Regions from separate parts of the Homo sapiens genome. Here region 1 is linked to region 2. A link is a loop called in an ENCODE intact Hi-C map of the cell type or tissue named here. Cell type or tissue: gastrocnemius medialis. All regions are shown on one strand. Each heading gives the region's core, and the rest is flanking DNA. Links, peaks and the distances in the headings are about the cores only. Region 1 overlaps OGDH (oxoglutarate dehydrogenase). Region 2 overlaps OGDH (oxoglutarate dehydrogenase).

Evidence for each region. Hi-C counts contacts between places; a loop is a spot of excess contacts. Peaks named below come from ENCODE experiments on the same cell type or tissue, not always from the same donor. Only the 100,000 strongest peaks of a DNase experiment are listed, where the experiment ranks them.
Region 1: a loop joins it to region 2, with 3 times the contacts of the local background. A loop is called at or near these places in 5 of 110 quality-filtered maps.

What each region holds. Positions count from the first base shown.
Region 1 is chr7:44,634,120-44,642,661 of GRCh38, reverse strand. The region is part of intron 2 of OGDH (oxoglutarate dehydrogenase); the gene reads right to left. Among named protein-coding and RNA genes, the nearest start is that of OGDH, 32 kb to the right of the region's middle. RefSeq lists enhancers at 2,689-3,216, 3,531-3,680, 3,745-4,272, 4,161-4,280, 4,126-4,636 and 1 more and a silencer at 7,150-7,305. In gastrocnemius medialis, for the core only: no CTCF peak of the experiment used is centred there; DNase peaks (open chromatin) are centred at 3,261, 4,381, 5,501, 7,421 and 6 weaker places; H3K4me3 peaks cover 448 bases; H3K27ac peaks cover 8,000 bases.
Region 2 is chr7:44,689,766-44,698,307 of GRCh38, reverse strand. It overlaps OGDH (oxoglutarate dehydrogenase), which reads right to left. Exons shown (of 23, transcript NM_002541.4): 11 at 4,304-4,483; 12 at 3,732-3,884; 13 at 2,181-2,283; 14 at 1,751-1,879; 15 at 1,244-1,394; 16 at 811-938; 17 at 526-704; 18 at 45-116. Among named protein-coding and RNA genes, the nearest start is that of ZMIZ2, 55 kb to the left of the region's middle. In gastrocnemius medialis, for the core only: no CTCF peak of the experiment used is centred there; DNase peaks (open chromatin) are centred at 1,567, 3,768 and 4,247; H3K4me3 peaks cover 1,106 bases; H3K27ac peaks cover 6,942 bases.

The DNA of each region.
Region 1 (8,542 bases), core at 236-8,235, 55 kb after region 2:
GTAAGCCACTGCACCTGGCCTTTAAAATGTTTTTACAAATCAAACTATTTGAGGTTTTACGGTTTTTACCTTTCTGGTTAATTTCTGGTGTATTGTCTGATGTAGAAGACAGATTTGGGGTTCTCTTCTGGCACCTCCCACAAAACCTATTACAGAAGCATCTTATACAAATGTAACCCAACAATCAGGAACATGAAAAAAGGCTGCAAACTTTCCTTTTCTTTCTTTTTTATTTTTTGAGACAGGGTCTGGCTCTGCTGCCCAGGCTGGAGTAGACTGGCACGATCTTGGCTCAATGTAACCCCCACCTCCGGGGCTCAAGTGATTCTCCTGCTTCAGCCTCCTGAGTAGCTGGGACCACAGGCACGCACCACCACGCATGGCTAATTTTTTTACTAAATATTTTTTTGTGGAGATGAGGTTTCACCATGTTGCCCAAGTTGTTCTTGAACTTCTGAGCTCAACTGATCTGCCCGTCTCAGCCTCCCAAAGTGCAAGGATTATAGGCATGAGCCACCATCTGGGCCTAAACTTTCCTTTTCAACAGATGCTATCAAAATGTTTGCTAAAGAAACCCAGGGTTTGGAATCTCCAAAGAGATTCTCACCTTCCTCCATTAAATCGGTTCTCATGAAAACTCAGTGTTCTCCTCCAACATGAGAAAAGGCAGTATTTCCACCAGAGGAAAAAACTGACTTACTCTTAGGAGAGAAAACAGAGGATGTCTCAGCATCAACTCCCTAGGCAAAGTAAAGGCTGCCTCCCACTCAGTCCATGACTGGTTCTGTCAAGGACACAGGGATCTAAAAGGTGGCTGTGCACAAATACACTGGACACCCTCAGGTACTTCTGACTTCATGGAGCTTTTCCAGCAGGACTGAGAGCTCCATACATTCTAGAAGCAGAGATGACTGGGGACCACATGCATTGGACATCCATCTTCATTGTGAAAGCAGGGATGACCAATGACTGCACTTCTTGGCCTCTACCCAGGCCTCCAATAACTGAGGACCTGACCTAAAAGGAGAAACCCCTTGAATACAGCAGGAAACTGAGCAGGAGTCAGTCTGGCTGTATCCCACCCCTGCACAGCAAGAACCAACAGCAAGCTACCACTGTCACGTAAAACCTAATCAGGCCAGGCGCAGTGGCTCATGCCTGTAATCCCAGCACTTTGGGAGGCCAAGGTGGGTGGGTCACCTGAGATCAGGAGTTCGAGACCAGCCTGGCCAACATAGTGAAACCCCGTCTCTACTAAAAATACAAAAATTAGCTGGGTGTGGTGGTGCAGGCCTGTAGTCCCAGCTACTTGGGAGGCTGGGGCATGAGAATCGCTTGAACCTGGGAGGCAGAGGTTGCAGTGAGCTGAGATCGCACCATTGTATTCCAGCCTGGGCGACAGAGTGACACCCTGTTTCCAAAAAAAAAAAAAAAAAGAAAAAAAAAAAAAAAGAAGAAAAAGGCTGGGCTTGGTGGCTCATGCTTGTAATCCCAGCACTTTGGGAGGCTGAAGCGGGCGGATCACGAGGTTAGGAGATCGAGACCATCCTGGCTAACATGGTGAAACCCTGTCTCTACTAAAAAAAAAAAAAATACAAAAATTAGCTGGGGGTGGTGGTGTGTGCCTATAATCCCAGCTACTCAGGAGGCTGAGGCAGGACAATCACTTGAACCAGGGAGTCGGAGGTTGCAGTGAGCTGAGATCATGCCATTGCACTCCAGTTTGGCGACAGAGCGAGACTCTGTCTCAAAGAAAAAAAAAAAAACCCACAAAAAACCTAATCAAAATTTTTCTTTACCCCAAACTTGCTCCAGTGCTAGAATGTCTACCCTCACACCATGTGACCCGCACCCCAAGTCTAGCTGTAGACACTTACTTAGTTCCCTGGGGCCACAACAGGTTCATGGATAGGGCATGACCCTCAAACCCAGTAAGTACTGGAGAACAGCACAACCCAAACTTTATTAAACCCCTAAAACATTTTCTTCTATTTCGTAAAACCCATTAAGTGTCCAGAAACACAGGGCAAAGTCACCCAAGAGCAAGACCTTAGATCAAGAGTCTCTCCAGCTGTACAGACAGCCTCCTTTATCCTAGGGGACAATATTCACTTTTGGATCCAGAGCCAAAAGTCATAGCAAAATCACAAGTTTACTTCTTTTCAATAAAATTAGCTTTGAATAACAATTAAAATAGTAAAACAAAACAAAACAAAAAAAACCCACCAATAGCAGCAGGGATAGGTATAGCTAACTTTTACTGAGGCTCTCTGTGGGCTTTTCCAACTTACTTAGAGCACCTGGAATGTCAATCATATTCCCACTGGAGAGATGTGGGCTCAGGCAGAATTTACACACAGCAGTCACCAGGCAGGGTATTAATAAGGTTAACTGAGTAATAGCAGAGCGACGCTTAAAGAACTCTGGTCACTCTAGTAACAGTGCCTCTTACCCTAGCTTAACCTTGCCAAAGAGAGCTGGGCGCTTCTGGGCTCAACAATAAAATGAAAGGAATTTCCAGCCACTGATGCCTGGGATCACAAGGTCAGGGTCAAGGTCAGCTCTCTGGTCCTGAGCCACAAAGGCTGCAGGACTCCTTCCAGCCTAGGCCCTGGAGACAGGGCGATCATGATCATCGGGCCTCCACTCTCTGACCTTCTTTTGTGCTTGGAATACAACTCCAGGTGATTTTCAATTGGCTGAGGATAACTGCACAGACGGAAATTCAGCTCATGCTGGAGGCAGTCAGAAAAAAACTGGTTCATACCGGTACTGCTGAGCTGCTGGGAATCCCCGGGAAGGAAAATGCTGGGAATGCAACTTCTGCAGCCTTTCCCTTATTCATCTTACACCATGCATCCCACTTCACTCTCCAGTTGGCTCAGTTCCCACACCACTGGGGGAGCACCCTGCCCCACCTTCAGACAAAGAGCCCATTCTGTCTCCAGGACTGGGTGAGCCCCCACACCCAACAACAGCAAGCCCTCTTTGCGCCAAGACCTGGAGGTATACTAAAAGGTTTTTGAATTGAGTGATAGAATGTTTTGTATCGAGTGTAGTGACTGCACACATTTGGCAAAACCTACTGCACTAAACACTTAAAACAAGTGAATTTTAATATATGTAAGTTAAACCTCAAAAAAGTTTATTTATTCAAAAAGGCTTTGAAAATGAAGGTCATTATTTGGCCTGCAGGCTTCACCTCCCAACAGATGTGGCAGCAGGAAGCCAGACCTGCCCAAGTACCAGAGCTCCCAGGCACCCACTGGCCCCACCCCTCCCTGTATGAGTCACCAATGGGGCCACTTCCTTCCTGGTGGGGCCCAGATGCCACAGTCCATCCCCCACTCTCTTTCCACCTCCCTGTTGTCCTGCAACCCTGTATCTCTCTAACATCTTCCACTCCCCAAGGAGATACCTCTTCTCCAGCTCCTTAAACTACCCACCCCTGCCTCATCCTCTGAACACCTGAATCTGGATCTGCCTTCCATAACCCCTGGCTTTAGGTTCCAGGGGACCTGCAGAGCCCTCCCTGTCCACTTGCTCCCATGCCCCAGCATCATGCTCCTTCCTTCCCGCAGGCCTGGCAGCTACCCTTCTTTCCATGGGATGTTTGTCCTCTCCCTTCACATGGTCGCTTAGCTTTGTCACTATCTGGGAGAGCGTTTCCCCTTCTGATACTCCCAGCCCTTACTGTACACTCATCTCAACCTGAGATCTCTCCCCTGCTGTCTGTCCCCATCCTGGGGGATAAATCAAGACTAGGCTGAGTCATTGACCACCCAGCGCAAACAGAAGCCCCTTCAAAAAGAAGAGAAAGCTTCTGGAAGAGAGAGTCAAAGCATGTCCCATCTAATTCCCATGGAGCATGAAGAGACACCTGGAAGGGATAGAAGCCCACTCACTGAAAGGTGGCACCTGGTGGCTGATGGCTCACTGAGAACCTGAGCTGAGTCAGGCGACCTCAGCTCTCTTACTGAGTGAGAAAAATAAGCCTGTTGGTTTAGGCTGCCTAAGCTGCATTTTCCCTTTCTTCCAGCCAAATTTATTCCTAATTATCCCTTGCTGTTGCCTGGATGTCCCGGAATTGCAGTCTGATGTAGGCAGGGGCAGTGACTTCTACTTCTAGAAACATTCCAAGTGACAAAGCAGAAGTGAAAAGGAGAAAGCACAGTAATGGGGAAAATCAGACTTGAGAATACACAATCTAATAGCATGCTACCATCAAACACACTGAAGACCTAAGTTTCCTATAATAGAAACAGTTTTTCACTCATGAGAAATGGAGGCAGTCAGACTTTGGTTTCTTTATGAAGTAAGTGTGGTATTTGGGCCTTACTTTAGTACTTGGCTCAGGGCGGTGACAGGGACTTCTGAGTCACAATGACGTACGTGGGTGTGCCCAGCTCCACACCCAAGTTGCAACCCATCACTAGTGTTATTCATCTCTCCAATCTCTTAATTGGCTTCTGTTGCACAACTAATAACGTAAGGAAAATATCTGTCCCCTTGCCTTGCCTCAAATATACAGTTACACACAGTTAATTCTCTGACCACCAATGACAATGTCACTGATAAGGGGGAAAAGGTTAAAATGTTAAGGTAAGTGGGCAAGGTTGTAAATGACATTCAAGGGGCAGGAAGCTGCCAGAAGGAGTGAGGGGTCCTGGGCCAGGGGAGGGGTGCGGGAAAGCACTCACTCCCAAAAGGCCAACTTCTGAGCCCTGCAAGGGGCTATGGGATTCTGATGAAGTTCTTACCACACATAAACATTTTCCTAAGAGTGTCAGATGTGTGCAGGATGTACCATGTCAAAAAATGAATACCATTTTTTTTTTTTTTTGAGACAGAGTCTGGCTCTATCGCCCGGGCTGGAGTGCAGTGGCGTGATCTTGGCTCACTGCAACCACCCCCCAACCCCCATCCCGGTTTCAAGTGATTCTCCTGCCTCAGCCTCCCCAGTAGCTGGGATTACAGGCACCGCCATCGTGTCTGGTTAATTTTTGTATTTTTAATAGAGACGGGATTTCACCATGGTGGCCAGGCTGGTCTCAAACTCCTGAACTCAGGTGATCCACCCACCTCAGCCTCCCAAAAGGGCTGGGATTACAGGTGTGAGGCACGATGCTGAGCCAATGAATACCATTATTTCTAAAAATCCAGTAATTCTCATTCAATTCAACAAATATCTATTAACTATATGTGGCATACTGTAAGGTTTGTGAACAGGAAGATGACTAAAATGAGCTTCTTACTCTTAACAAGAATAAGAAAAACCAGTAAACGTGTAAATTCACAGAATGGATCCAAGTGCTGAGAAACGAAGAGTAAGACAAGTGGGATGGGAGAGGAAAGCAAGGATGCTCTGAGGAGGGGCCCACGGTCTGAGCCCTAAAGGCAAGGTAAGGCCTGCAGAGCCTGAGGAGGAGAGAGAAGACATTTGGCCAAAGAGAATAGACAACAGGAGCACCTGGCCAGTGCCTGCCCACCATGTGCTGAGACTCATGATACTGCCACATGCAGGGTGTACAGATGGTTAAGAAACCAGGCTGGGCAGGTGAGCTGGGACCAGGCTGCAGGTGAGTGAAAAAGAATATGGGAGATTAAGGAGAAAACCACTAACCACCCCCAAGAGGAACAAGCACCTGACCAGGGTAATGGCTGACTTTTGCCACCAAATGGCATCAGAGGGAGGGGTGGTTCGCAGGCAGGGAGCTTGTGTGCCCCCCCACCCCACTCACAGCCAACTTCCCATGAGTGGGTTTAAGATCATCAACTTGTTGCTGAGATGACTTAAACATGATAGATTTCAGCGGTAAATAATTTTTACATTCTGGATGAAATGAAACCAGACCTCCTATTTAATTTTAGGTAACTAAAAGCACTTAGCTGTAATAAATGAAGCTCTGTTTTCCAAGTCAAAAGTCACTGCTCCCCAAGCTCCCACAAACTCAGAATTCTATGCAACCATAATGCACTTTCCTCACAGTGACCAGTGCTCTTTCTTCAAAGGAAGCTCTTGAAAGGCTAGAAACAGTATCCTCAGTGCTCTCTGCATGTGGCAGCTGCTCACCTAACCTTTACTGAATTAAATTCAGATGATATTCAGCCTCCTTTCTGAGGGAGCAGCCTGACAGGTATGGGGTTCCACCCTGGGAGAGTCTGAGTCCAGGGCTGCCCCTCACTGCAGCAGAGGCGCTGACCTTAGCAGGTGCCACTCCTAACCAAGGAGCACTTGTCTGTTCCCACATATCGGCAGCTACAGGCAGCAGACTCTGCCCTTCCTGAGTCAGCAGTTGGGAGTCTTGAGGGCCAAGCTCCCTGCCAGTCCTTGGTTGTGAGGTTTCCAATAGGTAGGGCTTCCTATTTCTGAGGGTGGCAAATATACCATCTGACATCCCTTCCCCCAGCAGTAGCTGACACCCATTGTCATGCAGGATGGTGCTCTACAGCCCCCCAGTGCCCACTCACAGACCAGTAGGACTGACTGTGGCCACCTCCTGGGTCCCCAGGTCCTAGGTCTGCCTCCCATGAACTGCATGAGGATTCGGGAAGTTGCTTCAGCTCTCTGGCCTGTTTTCTTGTCTGTAAAAGTCCTAAACACAGGCTATTTAAGATGATGGTCCTGCATTTGCAGCTTTTTAAAATTTATAAAGTCCGGCCAGGTGTAGTGGCTCACGCCTGCAATCCCAGCATTCTGGGAGGCTGAGGCGGGCGGATCATGAGGTCAGGAGATTGAGACCATCCTGGCCAACATGGTGAAACCCCATCTCTACTAAAAATACAAAAATTAGCTGGGCGTGGTGGTGCGTGCCCGTAATCCCCATTACTCAGGAGGCTGAGGCAGGAGAATAGCTTGAATCAGGGAGTCGGAGGTTGCAGTGGGCCGAGATCGTGCCACTGCACTCCAGCCTGGAGACAGAGCGAGACTCCATCTCGAAAAAAAAAAAAAAATTATAAAGTCCTTGCACATATACTTGCATTTGTTCAAGAAGTTGATGAGGAACATGAGGAGAGTGTTACAACTTAGCCCAAGCTCTATGACTACGGGTGGCTCTGGACTGATGAGACCACTTCCTCTCATCTATCCATAGCCCCTACAGACGCCACTCCAGCTGCCCTCCCTACTCCACCTCAGCCACAGAACAAGCCCAGCCCACCCACGTAGCTACCCTTGGTCACCACATTACTGCCACCTTGTCTAAATAATCCGCGGCGCGGGTGGGGCAGGCTCCGGTCTCCTTGCTGCATGGAGCCACACCCATGCTCAAAGGCCCTCGCACAGCTGATAAGTTGATGAGGCCCAGCACTATCCACACAACCTCACTTACTAAGTTCTGACACTGACAATGCTTTTTAATTGCTATAAATATCAACTACAGGGCACCATGTAACCAAGGAACACCGGCGTATGGCTCTTCTTTCAGCTCATTCTAATCCAGCCAAGCTGATAAAAAGTCAGCTGCTGGGCACCATGTGACCAGCCAGCCTGGAGTTCAGCCGGCGCTGCTGTAAGGGGCAGGCCTCCCATCCCGGCCTCAGTGTAGACCAACAACTCATTCTTTTCCTGCACACAAGACAGGGCAGGCCTGCATGACCTCTACCACTCCTTCCAATGCTGCCCAGGAAATGGTCCTAAACGTGTGGGCCAGAGCTTTTCCTGAAAATATCCTAAGAACAAGATTTAAAACCCATATGTGTGACTACCCTGTATGTCCAAACAGGGTACTCCCTATTGGGGAGACTTGTGGATGGAATGCCCACCTCCAGAGCCTTCAGCAAATGATTCATGCTGTTGGGCTAAGCACAAGTCTCCAAAGAAAATGTGCAGATGGTAGAGCTGGACTCTGGACCCTCCATCAATGCAGGCCTTGCTCAGACCTTGCCCAGGCCAGAGTACCACTTACCACCATTCTGCCTATGAAGCAAAAACAAGGTAGGGCACTGTGATCCAGGCCTGGTGACCTGCCACTACAAGCTGTTTATACTGAGGCCAGTTAAGAATGGGCTTCTATTTAGGTATTCTTCAATTAAGGAAACCACATGCTCCATTATAGCAATGCTTAGTCATTATAGGTGACAGAATATTTCTAAACAATCTCTATTATCTTCTGTCTGTACAGGTGTGTAAATAAAACATCAATAAACTTCCAAGATTAGCAAAGAACAGCTGCTTCAGCTCTGCCCTATGGAATCTACTGATATCAGAATGATATTTGCTGGGATTCTGCACTAGACTAAAGGTGGCTGCTCTATCAGGTCATTATGAAAAGAGCTGTGGAGGGCTGTCCAGTGGCCATGCCTTTTCCTCTCCCCAAACGGATGTCCCTAAGGGTTGTCTGTGACTTGCTCTAACCAAGGTAATGGCGTGGGGAGTAGCAGTGTACGGTCTGGACCTAGGCCTCAAAGGCCCCACAGCCTTTCTTTTCCCTGTCTGGAGCTACTCTGGGACTTTGTGCAGGAATCGCTCCGGCCTACTGGAGGATGGCAGGGCCCAGTGAACAGCCAGCACAAACTGCCAGACACATCAGAGGCCTTCATG
Region 2 (8,542 bases), core at 524-8,523:
GACACCCCGAGAATGGCTGGGCTGACAGGGCCTGTATTACTCACTGGCAGGACATCTGGGTCATCGTTGCACATCTGCAAGAACCGCTCTGGGCGGGCGGAGGAATGTTCTGGACCCTGGAACCACACACGCAAGTTACAGTTTAAGAGCTCTTGCGTACTGACATTTGCCGCATCTGCTGTTCCTCCTCAACCAACTAGCTCATTTCTGGTTATCTTTTTTCTTGATGGCAGGGTTCAGTTCCTTCCCCCTCCCACCAGCAAAGCACTTGGCTCATCATTTCCACACTTGGACGCCTGTGCATCTAGGGAGTCTGCACCAGCAGGGACGGGGCATGCTAGCCACATCCAGATGGGCTACTCTGGCTTTCTGAAGTGACATCCCATCTGAGATGGATGGGAAGCACCAGCAGAGTCCTTAGGAGGCTGGTGTGAGCCACTGGCTCTCGTGCCAGTCTTTGGGGTCAGGGTCCTACACAGGCCCTTCCCAAGTCCTAGGTCTGGCAGGGAAGGGCCAGAGGCTCACCATGCCCTCCATGCCATGGGGCAGCAGCAACACGATGCCATTCTGCCGCACCCACTTGGCTTGTCCCGGGCAGATGAACTGGTCGATGATACACTGGGCCGTGTTGTGGAAGTCACCAAATTGGGCTTCCCAGAGGACCAGGGCATTAGGACTGGCCATGGCGAAGCCCAGCTCAAAGCCTACAAGGGACAAAGGAAGGAGAAAACCATGTCCAGGACACCAGCCAGTAGGCCCAGCGGGGGTGGGTGGGTGACAGGCCCTGGTGGTGTGGCTCCAGGCACTCACCCAGCACGCCGTACTCAGACAGTGAGCTGTTGCACACAGTATAGGGGGCCTGATTGGGCCAGAGATGGTTCATGGGGATGCAGGTTCTCTTGTCCACATTCTGGTCATGGAGCACATGGTGGCGGTGGCTGAGACAGGACAACAGAGGTAATAATTAGGAGCTCTGACTTGACAAGCAAATACGCTGGGGACCCGCACGAAGCACCAGCAGATGCCATGCTCTGTGACCTGGACTTCTGGCCAGGCAGCTGCAGGGTCGGCCCCACCCAGGTCTTAACAGAAGCACCCATAGCAAATGAGGGACAGAGGTTTTCAGCCTGAGAGCAATGTGACTCTTCCGGTTTCTAACCGTCTTCCGGAAAAGAAACACCAGAACCCCTCCCTTTCCATCTTCTACTCTTTGGAGGGCAAACAAAACTGCCCAGAACGTTACCTGAATGTGCCCCGCTCCACGTCCTGGCCGCTCAGCCGAATGTGGATGCCCTCCTTCAGGAGCGAGCCAAACGCCATGTACTCCGCTAGAGCCCAGTCCACAGTCCGGTTCTTCACCATTTCCCCACGAGTCTTCAAGATCCGGCTCAGCCCTGCAGAGACACAGCTCTCACCAGCTGCTGCAGGCCCTGCCTGCACATGCCTGCCTTGCTTCTCAGCGTGCCCATGGCAAGAGCGGAGCCTTCTTTACTCGTAGTTTCTGGGTTCCTGACTTGCTGGAAAAGCTGTGACCTCAGTCTCTCCTTTACCACTGAGGAAGTGTAGGATCGTGCTAAGGGCAGGGAGTGGGAGAGGTGGCTCCATCCAACCACCCCAGAGGCCTTGAGCAGGGCAGGAAGGGAGTCTCTGTAGGACACATGATGGGTGGGGGCCAAGGTCACAGTCCTAGACAGTCGTCGCCCCTGGCCTGGGCCCCAACATTTCCACAGGTCAGCACAGAGCGTGTTACCTCCATGAATAGTAAAGTTTTCCACAGGCACAGAACTAGCCACATTCCCGATGTGTGTCAGAATATCCTCCGTCAGACCCGTGGAGGGGCAGGACATGCTCCTGGGCTGCCCGTCCAGGGTGAAGAAGCCTAGGAGAAGAAGAACAACTGAGGCATGACATCTGCTCTACTTTTCCAGGGACCACAAAATGGCAGACACGTGATTTTGGGGAGAAGCAGGGTGAGAGACAATGTAGCTCACACTGTGTTCCCCAGAAAACATTAATGCAGGGGTCTGGGTCCAGGGTCTGCAGGGGGCTTTGCTGAAATGGTGCATACAACTGTGCATTGTGGGTACAAAGTGGAAAGCATGAATTTTTTCTGGGAAGAGGATGCCTCGTTACATCAGATCCTCAAAGGAGCTTATTTGTGGCACTGTTTCTTCACTCACCAGGCCAGGGAGAGTCCAGCCAGTGCTTAATGTGCAAGATCTTCTCATCTTTAGATCTGGCAAAAGCTTCCTCACAGATCTTATCATACTTGGAAATTTCCTCCTGGAGGGTTGGGCACAACACAGCGTGACTGGCACAGGGCATGACTACTGCACACGCCCACCTGTACCCCCACACTTTCTGACAGCCACCACGCAAGCCCAACCATACCCCTGGCACAACTCCCGTGCATGCCCACCCATAGTCCCACACTTCGTGGATGCAAAACATCTCAGCCTCTGGGCCTGCTCCTTCTCAATAGGCATAACACCTTTCTAAGATTTTATTCTTTTCACTCCCAAAAGTTTCTTCCTCACATTTGCTGGGTAGAGATTCTGCTCGGAGTTTGAACCCCTAACCCTTCACCACTTTTTTTTTTTTTTTTTGAGACGGAGTCATGCTCTGTCACCAGGCTGGAGTGCAATGGCGCGATCTTGCCTCACTGCAACTTCCGCCTCCCGGGTTCAAGCGATTCTCCTGCCTCAGCCACCTGAGTAGCTGGGACTACAAGTGCGTGCCACCACGCCCAGCAAATTTTTGTATTTTTAGTAGACGGGGTTTCACCATGTTGGCCAGGATGGTCTCGATCTCTTGACCTCATGATCCACCTGCCTCAGTCTCCCAAAGTGCTGCAATTACAGGCATGAGCCACCACGCCCAGCCCACCACATTTTTTCTTAAGAACTGGTCCAGGCCAGGCGCAGTGGCTCATGCCTATAATCCCAGCACTTTGGGAGGCCAAGACAGGCAGATCACTTGAGGTCAGGAGTTCAAGACCAGCCTGGCCAACACGGGGAAACCCTGTTTCTACTAAAAATACAAAAATTAGCTAGGCGTGGTGGCTCGCACCTGTAATCCCAGGTACTTGGGACGCTGAGACATGAAAACTGCTTGAAGTAAGGAGGTGGAGGTTGCAGTGAGCTAAGATCATGCCACGGCACTCCAGCCTGGGTGACAGAGCTAGACTCCGTCTCAAAAAACAAAACAAAACAAAAAAAAAACTGGTTCACAAAGCTCTGTCTCCAGCATAGGCTACAGGCTATCAGGTTGTTCTGATCTGGGATCTGTCCTGTTCCCATGCTCAGATATAGCTCCTCACACCCACCCTCTCCCTCTCTAGGGCAGCTGCTTGGCCTTCCCACTCACAACCAACCAGCACTTACTATCCAGATTACAACAGGCCCCTTACCAAGCTGGATCCACCACCCACCTCTCAACCATGCACAATTTGTGAAATCTGAGAAAACCTACTGGGCTGCTACTACCTCAACCTGAAAACATCCCCTTCCCTTCCCCAAAACACTGTTTAAGGCCCACTTCCTTTATAAAGCATCTCAGTGGCCCAGATTCTCCAAAAAGTTATGCATTGAAATGCTGTAGTTGTAAATATTTCACATCCTCTCACGTGTATCCTCATAACTGGCAAAAGTGAGAACTGGCCCTGTGGCCCACCTTTTCTAGTCATCGCCAGCCCTGGAAAGGCGCACTGGGATAGAGCCGCAGGGACGTACCTCATACTCAGGCTGGTTGACCACACCCTGCGACACCAGCAGCTCAGCGTACTTCTGTAACACAGGCTTCTGCTTGCGGATCTGCTTGTACATGAGCGGCTGCGTGAACATGGGCTCATCCATCTCGTTGTGGCCGTTGCGCCGGTAACACACCTGCTCAGAGCAGTGAGAGGATGTCAGAGACAAGGGCTGGCCCCTTGGGAAGAAGTGCTGTTCAGGCACCTGCCCCATCTCTCCTAGGTGATGGCCACGTTCTTCATTCCTCATGCCTGCCCTGGAGTTTACCTTCTCTAGAATTAGGATTCTGTGTATCTCTCCTTCACACAGTAGAGCTGCTCTGTCAATGAGGAGTGGCCCTCCTCACCACCACAGCTCCTGCCTGGGAAGCATTCCTTGGTGCTTACAGGCCTGAACTATTTGGAGCTCAAAGGAACCAGCATGAGGCCTGGCAGTAGAGAGCCCTGAGGTGACTCATCTAGACAAGCTCCTCTCCTTGGGACACAGGGGTGCCGAGGGCAAGAGGGGTGGGTCAGATGCTCTGCCCAGGACGTGCTGTCCCCAGAGTCACTCACCAAATCGACAACCACGTCCTTGTGGAAGGTGCTCCTCCACTCGGCCGCCACTTTGCACACGTACATGACAGCCTCGGGGTCATCTGAGTTCACGTGGAAAATGGGGGCATTCACCACTCGGGCCACGTCAGTGGGGTAGGGGGAGGAGCGGGCCATCCGAGGGTCGGTGGTGAAGCCGATCTGCAAGGAACATGTAGCCTAGCAAGAGGGCACCTGGCACAGCCGGCACAGGGACCAGAGGGCGGGGCTGAGGCCGGGCATGGCATGCACTTGCCATCTGGCTACTCTGAGTACGTACCCCAAAATGGCTGTTTACACTTTTTCTTTTCCTTTGTTTTTTCCTATTCTGATAACAAAATCCATATATATTTAACATAGAGAATTTAAAAGACATAGTATGAAAAGTTAAATTAAGTTACCTATAATTCCACAGGCTATGGGGTAAATATTCTGATGTTTTCCTTTCCAGATTATTTTCTTTGTATGCATATATATGTAAATAAATACTTAAATTTGGGATCTTATTATTTCTATTATTTTGATTAATTCTTTTTATTTTTTGTAGAGATAGGGTCTCACCATGTTGCCCAGGCTGGCCTCAAACTCCTGGGCCTAAGTAATCCTCCTGTCTCGGCTTCCCGAAGTGTTATTATAGGAGTGAGGCACTGTGCCCAGCCTAAGAATTTTTTTTTTTTTTTGAGACGAAGTCTCACTCTGTTGCCCAAGCAGAGTGCAATGGCGTGATCTCAGCTCACTGCAACTTCCACCTCCCGGGTTCAAGCGATTATCCTGCCTTAGCCTCCCCAGTAGCTGGGAATACAGGCACGCACCACCATGCCTGGCTAATTTTTGTTATTTTTAGTAGAGACGGGGTTTCACTATGTTAGCCAGGCTGATTTTGAACTCCTGACCTTGTGATCCACCTGCCTCAGCCTCCCAAAGTGCTGGGATTACAGGAGTGAGCCACCACGCCCAGCAAGAATTTTTTTTTTTTTTTTAAAGAGAGAGTCATGGTCTGTCAACCAGACTGGAGTGCAGTGGTGCAATCGTAGCTCACCTCTCATGCCAGCCTTCTGTGTAGCTGGTGTTATAGGTGTGCACCACCAGGCCCAGCTAATTTTTAAATTTTTTTTGTAGAGATGGGGTCTTGCCATGTTGCCCGGGCTGGTCTTGAACTTTGGGGCTCAAGTGATCCTTCTGCCTCGGCCTCCCAAAATGCTGGGATTACAGGTGTGAGCCACAGTACCCAGCCAGAAAAGAAAATTTAAAGGCTTCATAACATTCCCTACCAGTTAGATGTACCAAAATTTAATGATATATTCATAATTTTATGGTTTGCATTTAAATTTTTATCTTATGATATATTTCAAACACAAAGCATGATAATACCACACTGCTCATCCTTAACGCCTTCACCTAACATGAACAAATCCCAACGGTTTCGCCATATTTGTTAGTGGACCAAAATGTTTCTGTCACAGAGGCTCAAGCCCGCAGGCCTCCTTACCCTTAAATCAGAGGAGGACACTGCCACAAGTTGCTATTTGTACTTCATATGTCCGTAAACAGTATATAGTATCTTCTGAGGCTTGTTGGTAACTTTGCAGTTTGCCTTTTAACATTTGCTTTTATGATACACCCAGGTTGAAACATGTAGCTATACTTCCTTTAGTCTCTACTTTCCAGTGAAACTTAACCAGACACAGTATACCCCACAGAGTATTTATCCATTCTCCTGTTGGTGGACATTTCTTTTGTTTCCAATTTGTGGTAAACACAATGTTGCTGTACACATCCTTATACAAATTTTCTCCCTCAAACGCTGAGTTTTTTTGCAATCTAATCCTAGAAAGGGAAAACTGAGCCACAGGCATGAGCATTTAAAATTTTTCTAAATGCTCTCCTGAGTAGCTGTTCTACTTACACTCCTACTAGCAGCATATTAATATCCTGCAATTTCCATTTACCATACTGTGACCATTTCCCCAGGATATCAAACTTTTTTTTTTTTTTTTTTTTTTTTAAGACAGAGTCTCATTGTGACTCCCAGGCTGGAGTGCAGTGGTGCACCTCTGCTTACTGCAAGCTCCACCTCCCGGGTTCACACCATTCTCCTGCCTCAGCCTCCTGCGTAGCTGGGACTACAGGTGCCTGCCACCATGCCTGGCTAATTTTTTGTATTTTTTTTTTTTAGTAGAGATGGGGTTTCATGGTGTTAGCCAGGATGGTCTCAATCTCCTGACCTTGTGATCCCCCGCCTCGGCCTCCCAAAGTGCTGGGATTACAGGCGTGAGCCACTGTGCCCGGCCATTCCCTAGGATATTAATCTTTTTTAGTGGTTGTTTAATATCCCTTCCTATGGCTTTGCCAAATTTTATGCAAAGACGCTTCTGCTGTTGGACATAGGTTTGTTTCCTAACTTTGTGGTAGCGCAAATATGGTTTTGACAAAAACCTTTTTTTTTTTTTTTTTTGAGAGAAGGTCTCACTCTGTTGCCCAGGCTGGAACGTAGTGGTGTGATCACGGCTCACTGCAGCCTTGACCTCCCGGGCTCAAGCAATCCTCCTGCCTCAGCCTCCTCAGTAGCTGGGACTACAGATGTGTACCACCACGCCTGGCTAATTTTTGTTTTGTTTTGTTTTGTGTAGAGACAGGGTCTCACTTTGTTGCCCAGGCTGGTCTTGAACTCCTGAGCTCAAGCAATCCTCTTGCCTTGGCCTCCCAAAGTATTGGGAACAGGTTTGAGCCATTGCATCTGGCAGACAAAGAGTCTTATGAAAAAATATTTACCATCAGATGGCTTCCTTAGGTGAAATTTCTGGAAGGGAATTTCTAAGTATGTTCTAAAAGAAATAAGAGACTCAGCTAAGAAGTTACTTCCTCTCCTTCTACAGATCTTCCTGATGCCACACTACCTCATGAGCAATGAGTCAAAGCAGTAAAGAGATAAAGAAAATATTAGCAAAATCTAACTCTATATTTATGTTTAATGGCTTTTACATAATCTCCCTTCTCACACTGACTAAAGAAATGATCAGAAATAGTCAGACACTGATGAGATTAAAAAAAAAATGGTGTATCAGAGCCTGACACATAAGAGAGCCCTGAACAATCTCAGCTGGTATTGAAGCCAGCATTGCCCATCTTGGGCTTCAGCATGTAAAGAAGGGCCTGCAGCAGGAAGTCAGTGATCATAACATGCCTTACTGCTAGAACCTCACAGAAAGAAACCCATTTTGCAAGGTTGAGGTCTCAGCTGCCCTCTCCAATGTTCACCACTGTTATGAGCTTCTGTGCCTTCATGCACATATGGATGGCAGCACACATGACGGAGGTGCACTCTACCAGCAGGATTATCTACTTGGGTGGATGTGCACACACGTGTGATGGAGATGCACTCTACCGGCAGGGTTATCTATACTAGTGGCTGTGCATACACACATATGACAGAGGTATACTCCAAATATACGCTGTACTTTTTTCCACTATGGGTGTATTAATAATACCTCTTAGTATATTATTTGAGGCAGCTATACTTACCACTATACCACCAATGTACTCTCTTAGTATACTTTTGGGAGTTAGTGTTTTAGTAGGAAAATCTCGCTAAGAGGAAAAGCTGGTCTGGGAGACAAAGGAACCTTTAGGGCCAAATGGTTTCTCCTCTCACCTCTAGCCCTTCTCACCCCTCCCATTTACTTCAACCCTGACAACTCGTTCACTAGCTGTGCCAATACTTCCAATGAGGAGGAATCCAAAACTTCTGGAGGAGCTGGTTCCCCTGTTGGAACAGGTCTCACTGTTAGGAGTTCTTCCTTTCATTCAACTAATATCTGCTTCTTGGGTAATTGTAGCCACCCACTGGAGCTAACTCTGTCCATTAGATGCTTTGCTACTCAATCATTTATATTTGAAAATAGTATCCAAGTGCAAAAGAATGAAGCGGGACTCCTTTGCACCATGCACAAAAATTAACTCAAAACAGATCATAGATGTAAGGGCTAAAACTATAAGACTCAGAAGAAAGCATAGGAGGTAAAACTTTGTGACCTCGGATTAGGCAAAGCCTTCTTGGATATGACACCAAAAATCACAAGCAACAAAAGAAAAAACAGATAAATTATGCTTGATAAAAAATAAAACTTTTGTGCTTCCAAGGACACCAAAATTGTCCCATATTTGCAAATCATCGGATACATGGCTCATATCCAGAATATATAAAGAACTCTTACAACTCAA